Regions from separate parts of the Homo sapiens genome. Here region 1 is linked to region 2. Evidence: chromatin loops called from intact Hi-C (ENCODE). Cell type or tissue: IMR-90. All regions are shown on one strand. Links, peaks and the distances in the headings refer to the core of each region. The heading gives the core; the rest is flanking DNA.

What was found. A loop is a pair of places that touch in the nucleus more often than their neighbours do. Peaks named below come from ENCODE experiments on the same cell type or tissue, not always from the same donor. Only the 100,000 strongest peaks of a DNase experiment are listed, where the experiment ranks them.
Region 1: it touches region 2 in a loop (1.8-fold over the local background); 2 of 110 quality-filtered maps call a loop at or near these places.

What each region holds. Positions count from the first base shown.
Region 1 is chr4:42,407,544-42,418,573 of GRCh38, forward strand. It overlaps ATP8A1 (ATPase phospholipid transporting 8A1), which reads right to left. Exons shown (of 37, transcript NM_006095.2): 36 at 7,084-7,175; 37 at 830-5,470. The coding sequence ends at 5,373. Among named protein-coding and RNA genes, the nearest start is that of SHISA3, 16 kb to the left of the region's middle. In IMR-90, for the core only: no CTCF peak of the experiment used is centred there; a DNase peak (open chromatin) is centred at 4,878; H3K27ac peaks cover 1,968 bases.
Region 2 is chr4:42,478,648-42,489,677 of GRCh38, forward strand. It overlaps ATP8A1 (ATPase phospholipid transporting 8A1), which reads right to left. Exons shown (of 37, transcript NM_006095.2): 25 at 6,849-7,021. Among named protein-coding and RNA genes, the nearest start is that of SHISA3, 87 kb to the left of the region's middle. RefSeq lists a silencer at 9,505-9,554 and an enhancer at 10,449-10,498. In IMR-90, for the core only: no CTCF peak of the experiment used is centred there; no DNase peak of the experiment used is centred there.

The DNA of each region.
Region 1 (11,030 bases), core at 1,381-9,380, 72 kb before region 2:
TATGGTAGTATTAGAAGGCATCTTAAAATACAGGTCAGTGGAAGCACGTGCTTATTTTAAGGAGAATGGAGTTGAATGTGAAAATTATTTGATAGAATTCAGAGGTAACATATCCATGAACTGTTTTGCTGTGGTTTTGCATGGAGGTCCCCACCCAATTGTCGTCCCTGGGAAGACTGTGGGAGAGGACATGGGGCTCCAGGCAGGTAAGCACGCATGGTCTCAGTCTAATAAAATCAGATGCTCCTCAAATTGCCTCTCCAGCGCCTCTTTGAGAACTAATCCTATTCTAGTAATTTACCTAATTGTATCTTCAGTTGTTTCTCTTTTACCAAAGGACACTTATTTTTGCTGAAGTGATTGTTCTTATTTCTGATGCTGTCTATACTTTTGTCTCATGTGCTCAATTTTATTATTTTCTGGTTACTGCCTTCAAATGTTATTGGCTAAACTTGAGCACTTTCTCATGAACTTAAAACAGTTTAGTTGGTTTAGAAAACAAATTCATCCAACATAAAAGGTTGAAACCATGAATAGGCTGTTTACTTGCAAGCTGATTTAAATATGCAACAGGGACAATCCTGGGAGGCTTTTCGTACTGAAGTGACAAAACACAGTAATTTTATTAAAAAATTCTGCTAATTATAAAAACTACCCATCTTACCAAACTAGAGTTAATACACTCCATTTCATGTTTTATTTAGCTGGATTAAAATGAAGGGATATTTTATAAATCACTGGGATACACCTTCTCAGACTAGTTACTGCTGGATTTGAAGGTTTTAGAAAGCAATATAATTTCTAGAACTAGCAATCAAAACTTCAACAATTTTAAGTAATGGTAAAGTTTATTTCATTTTTAATAACAATTAGAGGACAAAATGTTTAAAATTTGCAGTTTAAAACATGCACATTCACAAAAGGCCAATGACACATAACACTGCATAGAAATAATATTACTCAATTTTAATAACTATAAAACACAGTGCATCAAACATCAAGATAAACAAACCTGAGAAAACTACTATAACCACAGATTCAATACTCTCCACTCATGCAGCTTCACAATTTCTACAGCAGTTTCAGCAGGAATGGTTTTTCAGGGAGCTGAAAATACTACTTTATCTTTAACGCAAAACTGCAGTTTTCTGTAGTAGCTGCCTTCCAAGGCTGCCCTGTTTTTCTTAACCTAATAAACTTGAAAATGTAAAAAATGACGATTAAAGTAGTTAAACAACAGATAGTATTTACTGCATTTATGGCTTCCATTTAGAACCATGAAACATAAAAATATTATTTTTAACTATTCTGCTCACATCTTTGCAAGAACAGATTTACCTGTGGAAAGTTGCTGTTAATTCAAAGTAAGCAAATATGAAATCTAGCTTTCCTACTTAAGGGAGATTTATTTGCTGAGAAGTTTTGGGAGCTTTATTAAGAAAAGTTCTTAGAGGCAAGCTAAACAAAAGATTCAATTAAATTTGTTCAAATTTCTTTGTAAAATAATCTACTTATTAAAAAAGTTGTGCAGAGGACCAATTAATTTGTCTACTGAATTTTAAATTCCAGGTAGGCCGTGATAGAACTTTACAAGGCAGAAATAAACATCAAGATTTACAGCAATAGCCATGCATTGGCCTGGATCACTTTAAATATGAACTCATGCAAACCATAAACCTATCAAAAACACAGCTGTTCTCATACAGAAAGTAAATCAAGACGAAATATGGAAAACATTTATTTCCTTTCCTTCAAAATTTAACTTACATTCCACTTTAATAGCTGTTGAAGGTTAATTAAAATGCAGCAAAGTATAACTACGTTACACAAGTGACTTCAGTTATTTTAATGTGAGAAAAATCAGACTATGGTATCTTACGAGTCATTATAGAAATGTTCATCATTAAAAAGCATTTATTAGGCACTGAACTGCATGATGTTACCTTAAGTCATTTACAAAAGAATTCCTGGTCCATGTGATGTGAATGGGCTGGGCACTTTCTCCATAAATTTTGTAGATGACTATTTGTAAGATTATACACTTAATAGGTTTTAAAACCAGGAACTATCAAAGGGCAACTGCACAAAAATAAACACGATTATTTAGCTTTGTAGTAATTATGACATTGTCATAATTTTAAAACTATGAATAATACAATCTATTACTTTCTGACTAGCATTCATTTCCCGAGAAAACATTTTAAATGACAAGTTGTAAGTGTTGTACAGTGCACGCAATGCAAAACAAATTATCATGTGACTTTCACATTGGATATTTAGAATGCTGAACGGCAAAATTAAAGTATAAAATTTAATGATCAGAATGCTGACTGATTTCCATAATTCATTTCCCCTCTGGAAATTAAAGAGGAATCACTGATTCCATTTAATGACCATACAATTCATGTAAATGGCTAACATTATTTAGCAGAATACACATTCACCTGACTTGATTAGAAAAAGTTTTCCATTAACTTAGCAACACTGCTGAAGCAGTCTCACATTAGAGCACAGAGTGGAGGTGGGAGGACGGGAAGTACATATATCATTTAAAATTTACAACGTTCCTGAGAAACACTGTTTTCCTAATAATATCTACAATATAACATCTTTCTGGGTGTGAGACACCAATATATTTTTATATGTATATATAAAACATTTAGAAAGTCCATGCTCAATACCACTGTATACTATTCAACATTAAAGAAGCAACTTCCAGCTTTTCAATGCTAAATGAATGAGGATTTTCTATTATAAGTCGTATTGTCTGAATTGTAAACATTGTAAAGCAACTGTGTTAGCATTTGCCAGAGTCCCTATAAGGAACTTTTTAATTGAAGAGTACGTGCCCTTTATTTCAAAAAAACACATGTTAAAAGTCACATTGACTGTTTATTTCAATCCTGGTAAAACCATGTGACTTTTTTCCAGTTAAGGAAGGTTTAAAAAATCAGACTATTTTCTCTAATTTAACACTGTAAAGTCACTGCAATTGCAATGTTATATTTTAAGTTTCACCAAGAAGGTCATTCCCTGTCCCTCAAACCCCAAGTCTCACCCAGGAAGCAAAGAGACTGACAATGTCAATAATTCAAAAACAGGACGATGGGACAAAGAGGCTCAAATTAGTCACATTTCAGATCATGTTACACATTATCAACCGTAAGTATTCTTCTCATGTTTAAGAGCTCCACAGAAACAATCCACGTTTCAAGATTAAAATAAAACTTACATTTTTAAGTCAGAAAATCCAGTTCTATTATATCCATAATGTTTTTATATTAAAATTCTGCAGAAGGGTGCCACTGATGAAGTGAGCGCAAACAGAAGCAGCTCTTCTCTATTAACAGAATTAAACACTACAAAGTGTTTCTCTGGAGGGGTGCATTTCACTCTTGCTTTCTTATTTTTTGTGGTTTGACCTCAGCTATCACCACTGGGAAGCCCAGGAAAAGCTGCTCTGAATATTCATTCACTGGACAGGTAAAGACTGGGACTTCAGAATTTTGAAGACGATCTTAGACTCTTACACCTGTGGTCTTGCTAGATGTGTTGATTCATGACTCTCTCAATCTGTACCCCAAACAGGAAGGGCTTGGGAAGTAAAGTATGTAAACGTGTGTTCCCTTAAGGTTAGAATTATGTATATGTGTTATAACCTCTTATTTGTAGAAAATGGAGAGGCATACTGGTAACTAAGGAGCTACAAATACAGACAAGGAAATGACATATATCCTAATTTTAAATCTAGATTGAGAAAAAGGGTGAAAAGAATGTGAAAATATTAAACTCGAGAAGCGATCTGAAAAAAAATCACCTCTTCTCAATTCTAGTTGACTTTTTTTAAAAGAGAAAGTTCTACCTATTTTGCTGGTAAGTCCATGTAAAGGCAAGCAGGCTTTTGAGTAAAAGGCAAATAGTTTGCTTCAATCTCTGAAGTGTATCTGAAAACTAATTCCTTTTTTTCAAATGAAAGTATTATTTAAAAAATAGTGTAGAAAACTGGTTGTGGTTTTTAAACAGCCCCTTCATTTACTGTTGGTAGCAAAATAGCCATTTTCAGATGTCTTGTAAATGCTGAAAATAATTGAACTGAAGATACATTTTAAAACATACTAACAAAAGCTACTCATGATGAACGTGTCCTCTGACTGTAAAGTTACCGGCCTGAGTAAAATCCGCATTTTTTAAATGGGGAAAATGTACTACCTATTTGTCCCAATAAGCAGCATGTGACGAATTTTGGGAACTATTTGATGAGTGAACTGTGAAATAATTTTCAGTCTTCAGTATAGGGGGCAGTCACCATAACACTGGGTGTGCTACACAAGACACAGGCATCTCTAGTGGGAACTGGAACACAGGACAAAAGCCCATGCATTTATCTGACATGTTATTCCAAATATTGCAACAGAAGCTTTGGAAATCCCACGTAAATACGTAGCATATGTTTCTTAAGAGGAAAAACTTTAAGACAAAATGACATCACTCAATCTACTGCATTAGCCAGATTTTTAGAAAAATCTAAATGATGATGAAACTTCATCAGAAATACCTGAAACATACATAGTTTGAAAAATCAGTGTCATAACAACAGAGTCACATTAACACGTGTGTCCTCTAACAAATAAACACGACAAACAACAAAGAAGCATTTGTAAGGCCAAAGGTGCAACATCACCGATTTTAGTAGCAAATGCCTTGAAATATTCATTTTTGTAAATCACTCTTACATTTGGAAAGTCAGGCATGCAGATCTTACAGCGGAACTGGAAGTAAACTTTCTCTTACATTTCTGGGCATATGACTACTGAACTAGAAAAACACTTACTGAACCTCTTTGGCAAACATTTATCAAGACAATTTTGGACACAAATGCTTGTTTAGAAATTTTGCTCAGGAAGGTGAGTCAGTTCCTTAAGAATGCTGGTTTGTTTCAGCATATCCTGAAATCTAAGTCTGGATACCAAGAGTCCCTTTAACTAAATATCATTTAGAGTTTTTTAATGGTTGGTTACCTTGTGGTACAGCCAATAAACTGACAGTCAGTTACAGCCCCACAGTAATGGCATAAGAATACTGACTTATTCTCCGTTTAAGAAAGCCCTCTGGCAAGATACCAGGTCATTTTCAATTTCCGTTTACAAAGACTTAGCAAATACCTTAAAAAAATCCAAAAGAGATGGTGTTACAGTACAGTTGCACAGTGCTTATGTCTATAATATACATGAATCTGAATGTCCATCAGCGAGATGAGCTCAGATCTACCTTTCCTCTTCATGGACCAGACTGGAATTGGTTAGCAGACTGCGGTGACAACCTGGTAGCTCTCCTTAGAGAGGTAACAGAGCCTGCCTTTCAGGCTCTCCCCATCACCATTCGTCGGGCCTCTGTTTCGTGGTATCATATGCTCTTATCACTTCAGACTGTGAAACGATTCCATTTTCATCTTGAGAGAACGCATACCCATCTGTAGGTTAATGATAAAACAGAAATTCTCACAAAGGCACTGGAAACCACCGTTATTCTGACTTTTGGGTATTCATTTTCTAGCCTGGGGAACAAATGCAGCCTTCCCACATTCAAAAGCATGGAGACACTGATTTTTAATGCCTAGAAAAGATACAGACTTAACTTCAAAATAAAGAGTGGGATGATCTTAGGTTGCCAGTTTAGATTCTAGGTATTCTTCTCTCTAGAAGACTGAGTAGGCACCCTCAATTCCCCTAAATCCTCTGTCCCGTAAGTCAACTCCAACTCTTCTAATTTTTGCTTCCCCAATTCTGGAGGGGGTGAGGGAGTTGAGTCAAGTGGGCTCACATATTTCCACATAGGTCAGGTGGATGAGAGGAAAGGAAAAGTGATATGTAGGTGAGGTGGTGAATAATGTAATTGATTCAACCATCCCACCATGTACGGTCCCTTGGTATCTGTGGGAATGGCTTCAGGGACCCCCTTAAATATCAAAATCCACGGATGCTTAAATCCTTTATATAAAATGGCACAGTATTTGCATATAACCTACACACATTCTCTCGTAGACTTAAAATCATTTCTAGATTACTTATAATACTTAATACAATGCCCTCACATCAGTTCATTCTAGTGGATTCAATGTAGTATTTCGTCCATGGCAAGTTCAAGTTTTGCTTTTAGGAATTTTGTGAATTTTTTTTTCCCCCTTGAATATACTTGACTCACAGCGGGCTGAATCCACAGATGTGGAACCCACTGATAGAAAGGGCCAACTGTACATCAAAACATCACCTTGTACTCCATAAATATAGACAATTATTGTTTGTCAATTTAAAAAGGCGAGGAGGAGGAGATAAACACAAATAGCTGCTCATGGTGGCAAGTGGTCTCCTTCCTTCAGAGGACATTCCCCTTGGCTCTCAGCATCACAAATAAACTCACTCACGCCCCGACATGGCATGGGCATAAGGAATGGCCCCCAAGGGGATCACATCTTTAGAAAAGGCCTCTTGAAGTATAAAGAGCAAAAGCATTAGACATGAGTATACGTAAGTGAAAATAAATTATAAGTGGAAACAACATGAAACAAAAGATATATTACTCACACAAATACATTTACTACAGGGCTTTACATTTTATATTCTTTTTTAGATCTTGAAATGTTAAGAGGGCACAATATCTAATAATGTCTTACAACTCTAAATATTCATAAATATTTCTGAAGGGGAAAATATATGCTTCCTTGTGTTGTATGAAAGCTGAAAGGCTCTTGCAAAGTTATTCAAGTAGAAAAGATAACAAGACAGGGGCAGCTTTTAAGAATTAAGATTTACTGGCTTTAAAGAAAAAGATTTGAGGAAGCAAGGAATGTGGAAATACTGTTTTTCTTTAAGTGAAACAGCAAGATTTTAAAATTAACTATCTCTTCTGTTGAAAGTGAAATGGTTCTGACCAATGGATTTTCTGTTATTTACAGGTTACAAATATGCAAAACTTATTTTAGACATTAGTTTTAAATAAATATCCCTAAAGTCAGGATACTGTATAAATGCTATGATACAGCAATGGCAGAGAATTTATTTAAAAATAAGAAACTCAAATACTCACGGAGCAGATTTTGTTGCAAGGATTCAGAGCGGTACAAGTTCACGTGGTTCTTCTTAAAGACGTTCTTGAGCAGTTGCGCCCTCTCGGTCAGGCTGCAGAGCAGGTGCAAATGTGTGAAATGAATTATCAACTCGGCAGAGACCCCAGTGTGCCCACAGGACCACCAAAGAGAGTTAGACTTAAACAAAAGATTGCTCGAGAAATCCGTAGCCTAGTGATTCTTTTTACACATTTTCTCAGATAGCGAATGAAATTTCAAGTATTTAGACAGACTTTTGAGGCCATTTTCTCCCTAAGGAGTTTGGTCCCCAATAATCCTTCTCCCAGTAAAAAGTAGGATCTCCTCACCACCCCCCACTCAGTTATATTTAAGTCAAATGGCAACACAGAGCCAGTATAACACAATTAAAATAAAAAAATACAAAACAACAGTAGTGTTATTCACTTTTAAAAACTGACTACATATATTCTAAGCATGGCAATTTTTAGAATAAAAAATTAGTTATTACTATTTTTTTCACATTTGGCACGTTTTGGTATAAACTATTTTTTAGTTAAAAATATTAAAGTAAATATTAACTAACATTACACAAAGAAGACATTTCATAGACTTTTTAACTAGAAGTTCACTACCACTAATATGGTATGACATGTGTTCCTTAATTTTATTTTAAAATAAACTATTTTCAGAAAAATAATTATGGTAGGTGAAATAACAAGGAAAGTATTTTTCAGGAAGTGTTTAGAATAGTTGTCTCCTCAGATACAAATCCAGATAATTATGTAACTTCTAAAAGCACATTGTAAAAAATAAGGCATCTTCTCCCCCAACTTCCCATAAAAGTGTCTCACACAGTAGAAACTCAAATATTTGTTGAATACGTGAAGTTGAGTAATAATTCTGAAATGTACTTATAGACATCATCCATCTTCCAAATCATGCCATTTCTTCATTGTTTTATAAAATTGTTTTGATATTAAAGAACATAATAGGCATGAGAAACAAATAAGTAATCCATATGTGTTGCAGCAAATGTTTATGCAATTTTAATAACTGGAACTGATTCAGCTGAAAAATTTCCATCTTGTGTTTTTCCCACTATAAAAGCTTTAGTTAAATTGCTGTGTTATGTTAGTTCTGTATTTTGCCAATTTTTCTAAGACCCTGAAATGAAACAATATCATATACAAAAAAAGGATCCTCTGCAAAATGAACTCATTGTGTAAATGAATTATGCAAACATTTAGGCAAAAACCGAAGAAAAAATATTTAGAAATGTTAACATTTGTAGTAATCTTCCACATATATATTTTAAAGTCTAGGGAGGTTAACTGGTATTATTGGACATATTTTATTGTCATTGGAAATTAGCTACATGAAGGCAAGAAAACTAATTAATCTAAAACTCCAGCAGTTCTGCAAATAGTTGTAAAACTTGTTTCTGTCAGTGAAATAAACAGATATGAGAAATGAGAAAGGGCCATTTTTACAGAGTTGCTTTCTTACTCTACTCTTTAAATGATCTAGCATTACAGACCCATGGACCCTGAGGGACACTAAAATATGTAACTGCTTTGAGGAAGTCGCAGCTTTAGCAGCAGGTGGTCTGACTTCCTTAGCAGAGCCTTGTGGATGGGGTGCTGGAAAGTCTTTGGTGTTTCAAACCGAAATGACTACGGGAGACTAGAGGATGGCAATGTATCATTATGCAGCATCTTCTTCCCAAAAGACATTTTCCAGGTTTCAGGCTGGCCTTCCTAAATGCATAATACTTTAATATTACAATATTAAAGTGGTAAGAAGGCAGACATGAGAATTTAGTCTTTCATATTACAGCAACTGAAATACATAAGGTAACATAATTCCGTTTTGTACAGTTCATATAAAGGCTCTCATTAGCTCTTCTTTTATATCAAGTTAACGTACAGCATTAAAACAAAGCAGTAAGAAAGTCTCTTTCTTAAGAAAGAAGCACATTACTCAGGAAAGATCATGGGCTCTGGAGTAGGGCTTTGGTTTAATTTTGCGTTGGCTGCTTATTAGCTGGGTCACCACAGGCAAGCTTTTCTCTGTCATCTCCTATATATCAGGAGGGCAGTACTTAACTCTCAGGCAGACTGTGAGGATGCAGGGAGCTGTCAGCACAATGACTGACACTTAGGAAGCACTCAACAAATGCTGGGCCCTCCCACCTTTACCCCCAAGATGCTGAGAATTTATTATAAAAAATCAACTAGAACAGAGATCATCACCAAACAAAAGGTACTTTGTAAGGAGTATTTTTGATGCCTTGGTTTCTAGTCAACATAAGCGCAAGGTGAGATGTGTGTTGCTGCACATGGGTTTTAGTTTATAATGTTCTCATTCTACCTCTTTACTAAGAAAATGACTAGATTTTTGTTGTTTTGTTTTTCCTTAGCTATTTTGAACTTCTTGCTTTAGTCCTGTAGAGCAGAGTCCCTCCTTCAGAATATAAATGCCATTCACAGGAGGTTGCTAAATAAATAAGTGATGATGAGTTGTATTTCTCTAGTCTTATCTTACACCTTTGGGGAACTACTCATTTCAACATCTATGCAATTCTGGGCCATCAATGTTTATAGATACTGATACTACTATTAAGGCACATTATAAAATATATTTATGCTAACACTAATAGATATATTAAAAGTTCAGTTTTAGTGGAACAGCTTAACAGTGTGAAAAGACAAAAAAAAAAAACACTAAAGATACCTTCTCACTAAAACCACATTTTATTCACAACTCTTGACTAGCAGTTTTACGTAGTCTCTTATAGTCTTTCATTTACATACCAAGCTATGTAAATTTTGAGTTTGTTTAATGCAATCACACAACTACTACTAAATATTGTTACCTTATTTCCAAACCCACTAAAATGTTGCAATTTAAACATTTGGTGGAGGTGAATATAAAGATAACATGTTTAAAATAATATTTCAAATACTAAAAAATGTCAGTGTTGGTAAAAACCAATTCATGGTTCTGGAATGTGTTGGAACGTGTTGTCTTAAGGAATTTTCAGTGGGAAACTTGAAGAGGAATAAATTTGCATTTGTCTACATATTGAGTTGATAAGCTATTTAGGTTGACTCATTAAAATAAATCTCCAAAAAGTACGTAACTATCCATTCATGGAATGTTTAATGTATAGCATGCAATAGCTGTCCTACACTAGGGTAGCTGTGGTGGCGGAGAAACAAACAATGAATATAACAGGCCTATCTCTGCCCTGGAGCTGAAAACATTTCAGTGTTCTGTCACTTTTCTTTCTGAATGTTGGACAGAACCATTACCACAGTGATGAGAGAAGGCTGAAGGAAACATTTGACAGATCCCTGTGTCCTCAATCCCCACCAAAGTATTTAAGTCATACTGATATAAAATCGAGTGTGAACACTGAGAAATAAAATTTCCTTTCTACTAGTTCTGGAGCAAGGTTAAAACTGCTTTTCATTAAGATGAACAATACATCAGAAAGGTTAGAGAGAGCACTGTCACCATCTACACCACCGAGTTCTCTGACACCTCATATTCCCTACTCTCCCTGCATGCAAAAGCTGTAAACAATGGCCAAACGGTAGTGCCAGGCAAATCAGTGAGGACTGACCTGAAGATCCTAGGCTAAAATTCTATTTAGTAATGGCCAATGATGATATGCTGGCTAATATCTACAGTGAGAAATAAAAAAGAATTATGAGTCTCATTATTGTATTTGCCTATGAAATGCACTGCTTCACACATACTCCAATGATATCCAAAAATAATTGTCCTGCCTCCAATGAGCCCACAGTGTCCATCATTTCTTACTGTAAACTTTTGGATAAGGTTTAAATGTTCAGGACTAAGATTTGGGTTATTTTACTTTTTTTAAAGTACAATTTCCGTTTTATTTTTCTCCAGTGGACGGTTTTTCCTCAGTTCTTAA
Region 2 (11,030 bases), core at 1,940-9,939:
CATTCTTTTGCTAGCATGTCCTCTAGCACCTTGCTGGGGGTTTTCCTAGAACAGAGGGAAGGCACCGCAGTGACCGAGCAGGGTCAGATATTTATGGCCCTGGGTTCTTCCTTTCTGTCCTGCTGCTATGTGTAAGTATGTATTGACACCTCATTGTAAAACAAATTCATGTCCTTATTTTTAGGGATTTTCTTGGTTCTGATGGCATGGATAAGTTTAATGGAGCCACCAGATTGTGCAGCTGGCACCATAAAAAGAATGTCCATTTTTTCAAGGAATTGTGGAGAAAGCCAGTGAGGAGAGATGAGGAAATGTTTCAATTTTTGAGAAAAGAAAGGAACAGTCTAGAAATTACTCTCCTTGGAGAGACTAGGAGAGCTTAGCATGAATTCCATCAGTATTGCAGGAAAGTTCTGTTTTAACTACCTCCTTCCATGTTCATTCATGAGCTACAGACACTTTATTATGGCCCCAGGGCTAAATTTAAGCAGCAGTGGTTTTTGTTACTTATAGTCTTATTGGAACATGGCCACACCCATTCATTCACAAATCATCTAGAGCTGCTTTCATGCTACAACTGCAGAGTTGAGTAGCTGTAAGGGAGAAAGCTGCATGGCCTGCAAAGCCTACAGATACTTACTATCTGTCCCTGCACAGAAAATATATGCCCCACCTTGCTCAAAACACCAAGCCCTTCTTTAACTTGTCCTAAGTCAAAATGGCTCAGATCCGTTTACTGAAAAGGAAGTAATCACTGGAAACCATCATGGGTTCAGGGAGAACCAGTTACACAAAGCTAACTCTGCTTCCCTTTCCCACACAATGAGGTCAGTAGGCTGACAGGTCAGAGAAATGCCATAGGTTCCACACATCATGTTCTTAGCAAATCAGAACTGTCAGAGAACCGTAAGCAATCCATTAGGCAGATTTGTATTTCACTGAAGAACAGAGGAGAGTGCTGATGTACTGATGACTGATTTTGTAAAGCTTTGGGGAGGCCTTCAGTAGAAAGCTACAGAGCACTGCATTTAAAATTTGTGGAACAGAAAAGAGTCATCAAGAATTTGGATGTGGTTGTGGAAGGTATATATGTTTATTCAAAGTTAGTATGAAACAAAACAGTAAAATGAATAAGAGGGATGGTGATGGAAATCAAGGTAGCAGTTATCTTTGGGAGGCTCCTCAACTAAAGGGAGCATGAGGGGCTTCTTGGGGGCTGGTCCTGCTTGGGTGCTTGTCACAGGAGTGTGTGCACTTTGCGAAAATCCCAAGCGGGTGCATTTATACTTTATGTACTCTCCATTACGTGTTACCTACCTCATTAGAATTATGTAATCTGCAGTTCTGCTTGTGTGTGTGTGTGTGTGTGTGTGTGTGTGTGTGTACTGGTGATGGTGGCAATGGTGATGATGGTTTACCTAAAAGGAGTCACACCTAAAACTGTAAAATGTTGAATTACAGTAGGCTTCTGTAGCATTTAGATTTCTTATATATTTTTAGACATTTTATTGTCAAATATAGACTTACCTGGTGGTGGTCATCATAATTGGCTAATAGGCTGTAATATAGCCATTGCAGTTCCTTTAATACTACTCAGTCAAGGTGGAATAGCAAAGGAGATGGACAGGGCTGAGCAGATGATTATTATGTTAAAGCAAACTATTGGCATTTTATGAAGTTATAAAGTGTATTCAGTGTGTCCTCTTTTAGCTGTACACGTATGAAAGAAATATTCTCTCAACATTTCCAACATTTATTCATATTTTCTTGGAAGCAAATATAGGGTTGACATTCATTAACAGTTTGTAAAAGTCTTTTCAAAGCCAAACATCTGCTTGGCATCCAATGGTGTTCACAAATTTTTTTCCTTAAAGGAATGTCTGTTGAGCATTTATTAGCTTCATTTGTGCTTTATGACTACTTTTTAAGTAGAACATATATTTAGAGAAATTCTTAAAGCTAAAGACAATCTCTAAAGATTTAAGAAGTAGATGTGCCTTTATTTAATGCACTCATGCTATGACAGCAAATATTCAGTGTCCCTTTAGACTTCTTGCAGGACCCCTTGATAGGAGTAAGGTGAAAGGTTTTGCCTGGAATGCCACTCCCAAATGACAACACTCACTGAAGTCAAGTGTTTTTTTATACACTATGAGGAAAATGGCCTAAAAGGGGGTTAAACTTTGATTAGAGATGTTGCAAGTAGGAAAAAATGCTTACTTCAATTTAACTTTTGCTTTTCAGAAGACATGAGTACATAAATTATGTAGAACGATGATTACTAGACAGTCTAAAAGCTGGAGGCTCTAAGCCAATTTTCAACCAACTGTCACAGAACATAAGTTTCAAAATATGTTTAAACTAAACTGACAACTACAGAAAAATGTAAAATTCTTTGAAAGGCTGGGTTATGTGAACTGATGAGGACCTCAGAAACCACATGCTATTTAACACACAGTAATACTTCACTGCAACATTCCCACTCTCTTCTGGAGGGAATATTAAAAGAGGTAGAACAGATGCTTCCCCAAATTAAGCTGATCCCAGCAGTAGAAAGACTGTTCCCAGCAGAGTGGCCAACAGAAGGAAGGTCCATCCACAACCTAAAAGGGCTATGAGAGGTCCTCTGGCCCAGCAGCTTTCCAACCAGGACAAGATAACCCAGGAAGGGGGCATGTGTGTATTTCCCACCCTGCTATGACGAAGCTGGTCCACTTTTATTTGCTTCCTATATCTGGGTTCCCTGGAAGATAGGAATCACTGATATTCCAATCTCTTCATTTTGTAGGTCACAAAACCAAGGCCAGAGAGATTCCATCAGATACCCAAACTGCCAAATCAGTAGAGCTAGAACAAGCATTCTGTGAATCTCTAGATAAAATGCTTTTATACCAATTATACAGACTGTAGGACCAGGGGGCATAAAGCACTGGTCCCTGAGACTAAGAATTACTTATTTAGTACAGTTACTCCCTGGGATAGTGCTTGATTTCAGCTGTATCCATAAATCTCCATGAGTCTTAGAACAAGCTTTTTTCCCTACGTCTACCTCTCCAAGGAGTTTCAGTGAGTCTGTAAAACCCCTGAAGGGCTTCATGAAATTTTACATGTTTGTGTGCATGTGTACTTCTTCTGGAAGGAATGGTCTATAACTTTCATTTATTCTCCAAAAGTATCCGTGATCACACCAAATCATGAGAATCAGTGGACTTGTGTGAGGGAGTAGAGGGGAAGAAGAACCATAAAGGAGCAGTTTATAACTGGGAAAATGAATCAGAAACTATCTATAAATTAGATGCATTCAGGTTATGCAGGTAAATACTCACAATGTTAAAAACAGAAGCTGCACAGTATCTATGAAAGAACAGTAGTTGGCCAGGTGCGGTGGCTCATGTCTGTAATCCCAGCACTTTGGGAGGCCGAGTGTGTGGACTGCCTGAACTCAGGAGTTTGAGATCAACCTGGGCAACGTGGCAAAAGCCAGGCTCTACTAAAAATACAAAAAATTAGCTGGGCATGGTGGTACATGCCTGTAATTCCAGCTACTCGGGAGCTGAGGCACAAGAATCGCTTGAACCCAGGAGGTGGGGGTTGCAGTGAGCTGAGATCGCGCCACTGCACTCTCCACCCTGGGTGACAGAGTGAGATTCTGTCTCCAAAAACAAAAAAACAAACAAACAAACAAACAAAAAAAAAAAAGAAAAGAAAATACAGTGCTGTTAGACTGATACAAACAGGTTTCATTCCACTTCTTGGGTTTTATATACTTAAGAAAAATATTTGAGGCACAACATTCAACCTATACTTTAGAAACCAAAACCACCAGGACTCCAGAGCCCTGAATAAATTTGGGGTGGGGGGATTAGTTCTGTCTCTGAAAATTTCCTTCAGAAAACAGTGGTGAGAGAGACATAATGTCTGCTGCCTGGGAACAACTGTTTCTTTCAATTCAGCTGAAGACTCTGGAGGGACAACACTCATCTTTATAACTGTGTCAATGAGGCAAACACTAAAATCTGCCTCATTCTGCCCTGTATGCTGATAGTATCTGGGAAGAAAGTGGCTGATGCAATCCTGATGATGGAACTAACATGGAGACTCATTATCTGTTATAGGAAGGCTTTCCCCTCTACTTCCACTCCACCTAGGGCTAAAGAGAAGACTGCAGAGGAAGATCAGATTCTGAATTATCTGCATGTGTGTGGAATGACAAGCAGTAGATTGGAAAATAGTTTAAATTTGAGAGAAAAGCCCATAAAGCCAGTATGAACATAAACGAATTTGGGAAACAGTACCAAACTGTATTTAGAAATAATAATCAGTATTTATCTGGAGCGTCTATCTTCTAATGGAGTAAAATAGAGAATTTCCTGAGGCCGGGAGATTGTAATCATCTGAGAAACGAGGAGTGACACTTGGGTTTAATTGGAAAGAATGATACACAGAATGGCCCACCTATTCCTATCCAGGGATAGAAGCATTATCATGGAAATTATATTCTGAGGTCAGTAAGCAAAATGACAAGAAGATGGTCTGTGCCAATAGTTTAAATGCCAAGAGGCACCAGGCCAAGAAGGTGCACAGACATAAATCCGGCAGTGGCACTGATGTAATTATGGGCTTAGACCAATTCTCAAACATGCCAGAAGCTGAACCACAGTCCTTATGGGAAAAGAGAGAGTATGAAGGTAGTTAGAAGAAAAAAGCTGAGGAAAGATATGTGACTTAAGAAAAAAAAAAAAAAAACCTTAAAACTGGAAATAAAACTCAGTGTCTGCGTAGGGACCTCATGGTCTTGAAACATGCATAAAACAGAACCGAGGGAGGAAGGGGCCACACACATCTTTATAAGCTCAGTTTCAGAGCTGAGCCGCACGTGCACGGCAGGGTGTGATTCCCTTCTAGGGACCTGGTGCCTGGAGAAGCCCAGAGGTCCATGTGACTTGTGAGCATCCAGAACAAGGATTTCGGGAGGGAATTTCACAAGCACAGAACATATTTTTTCTCCCTTGACTCTGCTTTCTAGTTTTTTCTCTCCCTCTGCTATTGTTTAATTTTGTGGTTCGACTTTTTGAAGAATGGTGGGAGGTACTGTGTTAAGCAATGCTTTAAGAATGAGGCTCAGCTGCAATCACTGCAATATGAAAATTGGCCTCCCACATCTTTCCAACCAAACTGTGATTTGACTTAGAAAGAAAGATACATGAAGGAGAGCAGGTATCAAGTGTTACTCATCTTTTATGTGTCGCACTGCGCCCAGCACACACAAAGTAGGCACATAACAGATGACTCTAGGGAACTGGCCATTTTATCTTAATACTTCTGTATTCTGTTTCATGTTGTTTCCAACTAGGAGCCAGCAATCATAACACTTGTGCTTTTGAGCAATCTTTTGTTGATCCTTATGATCCCATTAGTTAAAGTGATTAAGTGACCAAATCTGCCACATTATTCTGATGAAAAGTGTCAAAGTTGAACATTAGTCACACTTAGTCAAGACATTTGCAAGGAATCCAGCAAAATCACTGTAAAAGTAAATTTTAAAAAGCATGAGAATACCAAAGTAAAAATGAGTCAAAATAATTTCCAGTCTCTTTATGATTAAGCAAAGAGCCGGATGACTAATATTAAACATCTGTACAATATATTGTCCAAGAACTTTATAGTAATATTATTTGTTAATACATACCACAGAAAAGAAAAAGAAATTATATGACTAAAATAATTAGACTCCTGGGAAAGATAAGCAACTCTTAATTCTCTGAATATGGTATAATTTTATAGGCTAAAATGATGCTTATAAAGGATATTGAGAATAGTTTAAATTATATTTCAGAAAGTATGTCTCAACTGAAATTTAGGAAATGTCTATAAGGTATAGCTTATAATTCATAAATAATACCATATACAAAATATTTAAGTGAATAAACCCAGACAAAAGAGGTATAAAAAGCATAACTTTATTAGTAAATGTCTTTTTAAAGAAAACGATAAAAGCACATAGAATAGTTTTAAAGATAATACCAAAAGCACAGATACTGAGAAATCTTTCAGAATCTCTGCTAACATTTTATGTCCCAGGAAGAGAAGGCAATTTGAGAAATTGCTACCCAGGATCTAGACTGATCAACTCCTAAGATTCAATAGTGAATGACAAAGGGGAAATCCTTAGTTTTCATGGTGATCACAAAAGAGGAGACTGGGCATATTCATCATATTCATGAACCTACTTTAGGTCTTAGGAAGACGGAGTTTAAACAATTTATACGTAAATATGGGGAAGATTCCTTGACAAGAAACTCAGGAAGGACTGGAGCTATGTCGTTTACAAAAATGCCTTTCTATGAATTAGGCCTTGATAACTCAAAAGAGATTTTAATTTAGGATATAGGCAATTTTATAAATTAGAGGGCAAAGGAATGTATAGTCAATAAATACCTCTCAGAAAAATGCCCAGCTATTTGGAAAATGATTCAGTTTGCATCTTTCATCATGCTATTCCCCCAAAATAAGTCTTAGCAGCTGGATCAAAGATTTAAATATAGACAACAGGACCTTTAAAGAAAGGACCTAGGTGGAAATGCAGGTAGATAATGAATTTTAAACAAAGATAATGGCAAGAAACCTGTCGATTCAAATGAGGAAAAATACTTGTTAATGATTGTTAGGACTCACTTTTTAAAACTAACAAATTCCATCCCAGTTTGTGAACCTCAAGTCTTGAGTGAACACATTAGTAAGTAACCTAACTTTTGTAAACTCTGGATTACTTTCATTGACGTTTATAAATCAAGAACTTAGATCAAGTCATTCTTTACTAAAATCTGACAATGATAAGGAGAACTTACCGACAGCAAATGACAGCTTTGCATGACAAAGCTAAGTCCAGGAAATACTGTCGTACTCCAAAGGTTAAGGCATATTTGAGGGTTTTCCCATCAATTATAAGAGCAAAATCATTCTCTTTCCGGAGAGCATCACCAAGGGTAGTACAGTGACGACTGAGAGTTTCCCTTGTTCCCTGGAATATTAAACAAGCAAAAATGCCATCAACATTTACTCCCATTTGTTCTACTAGGATGCCTTAAGGATATTTGGCAACTACATTTAGTTATTTTTAGTGCTTTTTATGTTTCAAATTGCTTTCACATACTTTCAGTCATTTGATTCTTACTAGCCCCTCAGGAGCCTGCACAATTGTTATCAGAAAAAGTTAGTTACTTGATTGAAGTCACACATCTGTTCCTAGCAGGGTTGGGACTAGACTATAAGTCACCTGTTTCTCAGGTGATTCTGTAGTCTTTGCTCATTATTCTAACCATCATTGTTTGAAATGCTTGTTCCCCGGTGCTGTAAAGAAATAGCACTTGAACATAAATTTAATTTATTTAGTAAGGCCATTTTTACTTTTTGCAGAAAGGGTACACTCGCCAGCAGTTTTGCCACGAGAGTACACTGAACAAAGGAGACAGGGTCATTTATAACCTGACGCGTTCACCCCACCGCTGTGTCCGGTTTCCATTGGCTGGAATGGGACCTCACATTCTGTATTTGTCCCGATTGGCTAGCAACTTAGAACCTTTTAAAAGAGGCAAAGGTAAAGGAGAACAAAGGAAGGCGGAAGTAACTTGTGGAATGCTGAGAAAGGTAAAAACACTTTTAAATAAGGAAGAGGAACAGGCTATGACCTAATCTTGCTTGGACCAGTATAAGCATGTCGGGGCAAATATTTAGGCTAAATTGTGGGAGCTAGGAACATAAAGTACATTGATTTCTTTATTATGGCTAGCACAGGTCTTTGAATAAATTTTGCTTTTAAGAGAAATTACTATTTATTCCTAATTAGACGGGGAGGAAAGTCTTTGAAGAGGAACCTCTACTTTACTTTTTACACGACCATGCAATCACAATACGGCAAACATATTTTCAGTAAATTCTTTTGTTAAAAATCGTGTTAATTTATGAGCTAGTCAAAGTTGCTACTCCATGAATGAAGGGAAGAAGTTGGGGAATATATGCATCACTTAACTATGTTTTGGTCAACAGACTGAATATCCCATGGTGGGCCCATAAGATTGTGAGACCATATTTTTACTGTGCCTTTTCTGTGTTTAGATATACAAATACCACTGTGTTACAACCGCCTACAGTATTCAGTACAATAACAGGCTATAAGGGCTTGTAGCCTAGGAGCAATAGGCTATCTTGTGTAGCCTGAGTCTGGAATAGGCTATGCCATCTAGGTTTGTGCAAGTACCCTCTATGATGTTCATACAATGACAAAATTGCCTAATGTCATGTTTCTCAGAATGTATCATTTCATTAAGCAAACTGTAATTTAAATAATTTACAGGCATTCTTTCAAAAATCCTCAATGCTATTGAATTTAACTCCTAGTAACTAAGAGGAGGAAATGCACAATCTGTAAACTCTTGCCTCTTTTATGAACTGGCTTTTGTAATTTTAATCATGATTTCATGATGTTGTATTTAGTTGGGGATGGTGACCTGTGACTTGGTAATCTTGATGGATCAAATAAAAGAACGCCTTCTATCAATGAAGAGTTCACTTTCAGGGACAATAAAAGCCTTTAGTGTCAAGACAGCTTTGTTCACCTCAACTATTTGTCTCCCTTTGTCAAGAACTGCTTTCCCAGCTCTTCAAAGGGATAAAGTTTCAATACATTTAGTTTTTCTCCCCACATCCTATAGATTCTTCCTATAACCTAATGGAGCCAATTTCCTATTTCACAAGAGCCCTACCGTGGTGAAGAAACACAACACTGGCCTGGCACAAGGAAATATAATGAGTAATTCCCCTCCTATCAGATTTCTGTTCTGAGTGCTAAGCCTACAGTTATTTATAAAATAAATACAAATATACATATTTATATAATAAAATATACCTACAATAAAAATACAGTACACTTATATAACAATTTTTATTATGTTCATGGGATTTACAATTATTGTTCCAATTTAAGCATGTCGTTTTATATATATATGGTCATTTTGTAGTTATTTCACAGAGAAGCAAAGGCATAGGTAATTAAAATTTTATGTTGGGGATTTTTGAAAGTGTTTTTACATTTGTATGCAAATGCGGTTCACACTATGTTCTGGAATATCAGAATCCTTTTACCAAAATAATAGAACCAAGTTGTACTATAAAGAAAGACTGCCCAACTTTCCTAATGCTGAAGCTTCACTTAACAGTTGCCCTGTTCCCCATTACACACAGTGACACAAAGGACCACCATATAGCAGCATTCTTTGCAAAATTTTCTGTTCACACTTTACATCAGGGATGGGGGGAGAGTAGCTGTTTTAATTTACAAGCCTCACCCTCCTGTTTCCTGCTGGAAATTTTTGGCCCAAGAGGACTTAAAGAAGTGAAAAATGTTGGTAATAAATTCCACAAGCAAAATTTACTAATGACAATCTATAATAGATATCCCCTGGATTATCTTAACAGCAAATTCATATAGATTAAATGAACAAATAAGTCAATGAACTGATACAAAATATTTAGCACATACTACACACTAAGCACAGTTCTGAGATGCAACACAGAGATGCAGCATTTAAGTTAACACTTGCTACCATCCTGAGCAGGAGGCACTACTGTTATCTCCATTCTGCAGATGAGAGTGTTTCAGTTCCTTGCTTAAAAATATGTGGCTATTAAGTAGTGACATCAAAGTGAGAATGAAATTTCTGCGGTAGCCTGTCTTTTTCTATGCAATCCAGCAAAAAAAAAAACAACAAACCAAACTTCAGACAGTACCAGGCGCAGCAAGTTAGAAATGGAATGCCCACACCAGTCCCTCTGTTGCTTCCCTTGAGCCCTCATCATCTGTCTCTCATCTTGTCTTTACCACCAACAGAGACATCTCTTTATAAAACAAATTTAAAACACAAATCTTGTCTCTTCTTGCTTTAAAAATTTTCTAGGGCTTTCTACAGCTGACACAATAAAGTCTAAACTCCTTAAAATGGCATGTAAGGCTTCCTACATTCTGAGCCTAACTTTCCTTCCCAGTGCCCTTCACAATCTTGGTTTCTTTTGTTTCCCTCTTCCTGGAATGTCCTCCTCTCCAGAGGATCATCTGCTGCCTTCAAAAACCAAGCTTACCCTGTAAGCCCTCCCAGGTTCAGTCCACGCTACCAAGTGTAACTCATTCTACTGCAGCAAAACCCTGAGTTTCTTGACAGGAAAGACCGCGTTAAACCTGTTTCCCAGCAACAAAGGCAGTGTCTGCAATTACAGATGCTCATGAAATACATATTTATTGAATGAGAGCATTGATAAATTCTGATTTCATCCCGTTGGCAATGCTCCATTTCCCCCTTTATTATCACTTCTGATTAGAGAAAGAGAGAGAGTAAGAGAGAGACACACACAGAGAGAGGTCTTCTCTTTGCTCCCTAATTTTCCAGGGAACAAATAATCCATTACTTTAACAGACTTTCAAACAAAGGCATTGCTCACTAAAAAGCCTCTGTATTTTCTTTTAAGCTATTGCCCAAGTGATTTCTGAGCTGAAAACCTGAAATGAAACCTGAGACGGACCTCAGGAGGACTTCGAATTTCTTGAAAGCTCAGCTGCAAAACAAGACCGAAAGTCAAGTAAACCCCAGAACTGTGAAACGCCCTCATGAACCAACATAGGGTATGCAGTCCTGTGGTCCCCGCTCTCCCTCCTTTATAAGGCATTCTCTAACACCTTAAAATTTATTGAAAATTCTCTAAATTCGTGACATCAGTATCCCTAGGTTTTGTTGGTGACTATCACAGATCTCTGGCAAATCAGAAGGTGTCAAGAGATGTGATAGAAATAACATTTCAGAAGGTGAGTCAAAAACTTCTCACAGTGAATTCACTCGTCAGCCCACCTAGGGTGCAAGGTAACAACAACAAAAAAAGCTGCAAACATTTTCTCATTTTAGTTTATAGTTTTCTTTTGTAAGCTCTGTTGTTAGCTGTGTGCTGCCAGTTACAAGTTATATTTTATCCTTATTTACTGCCGG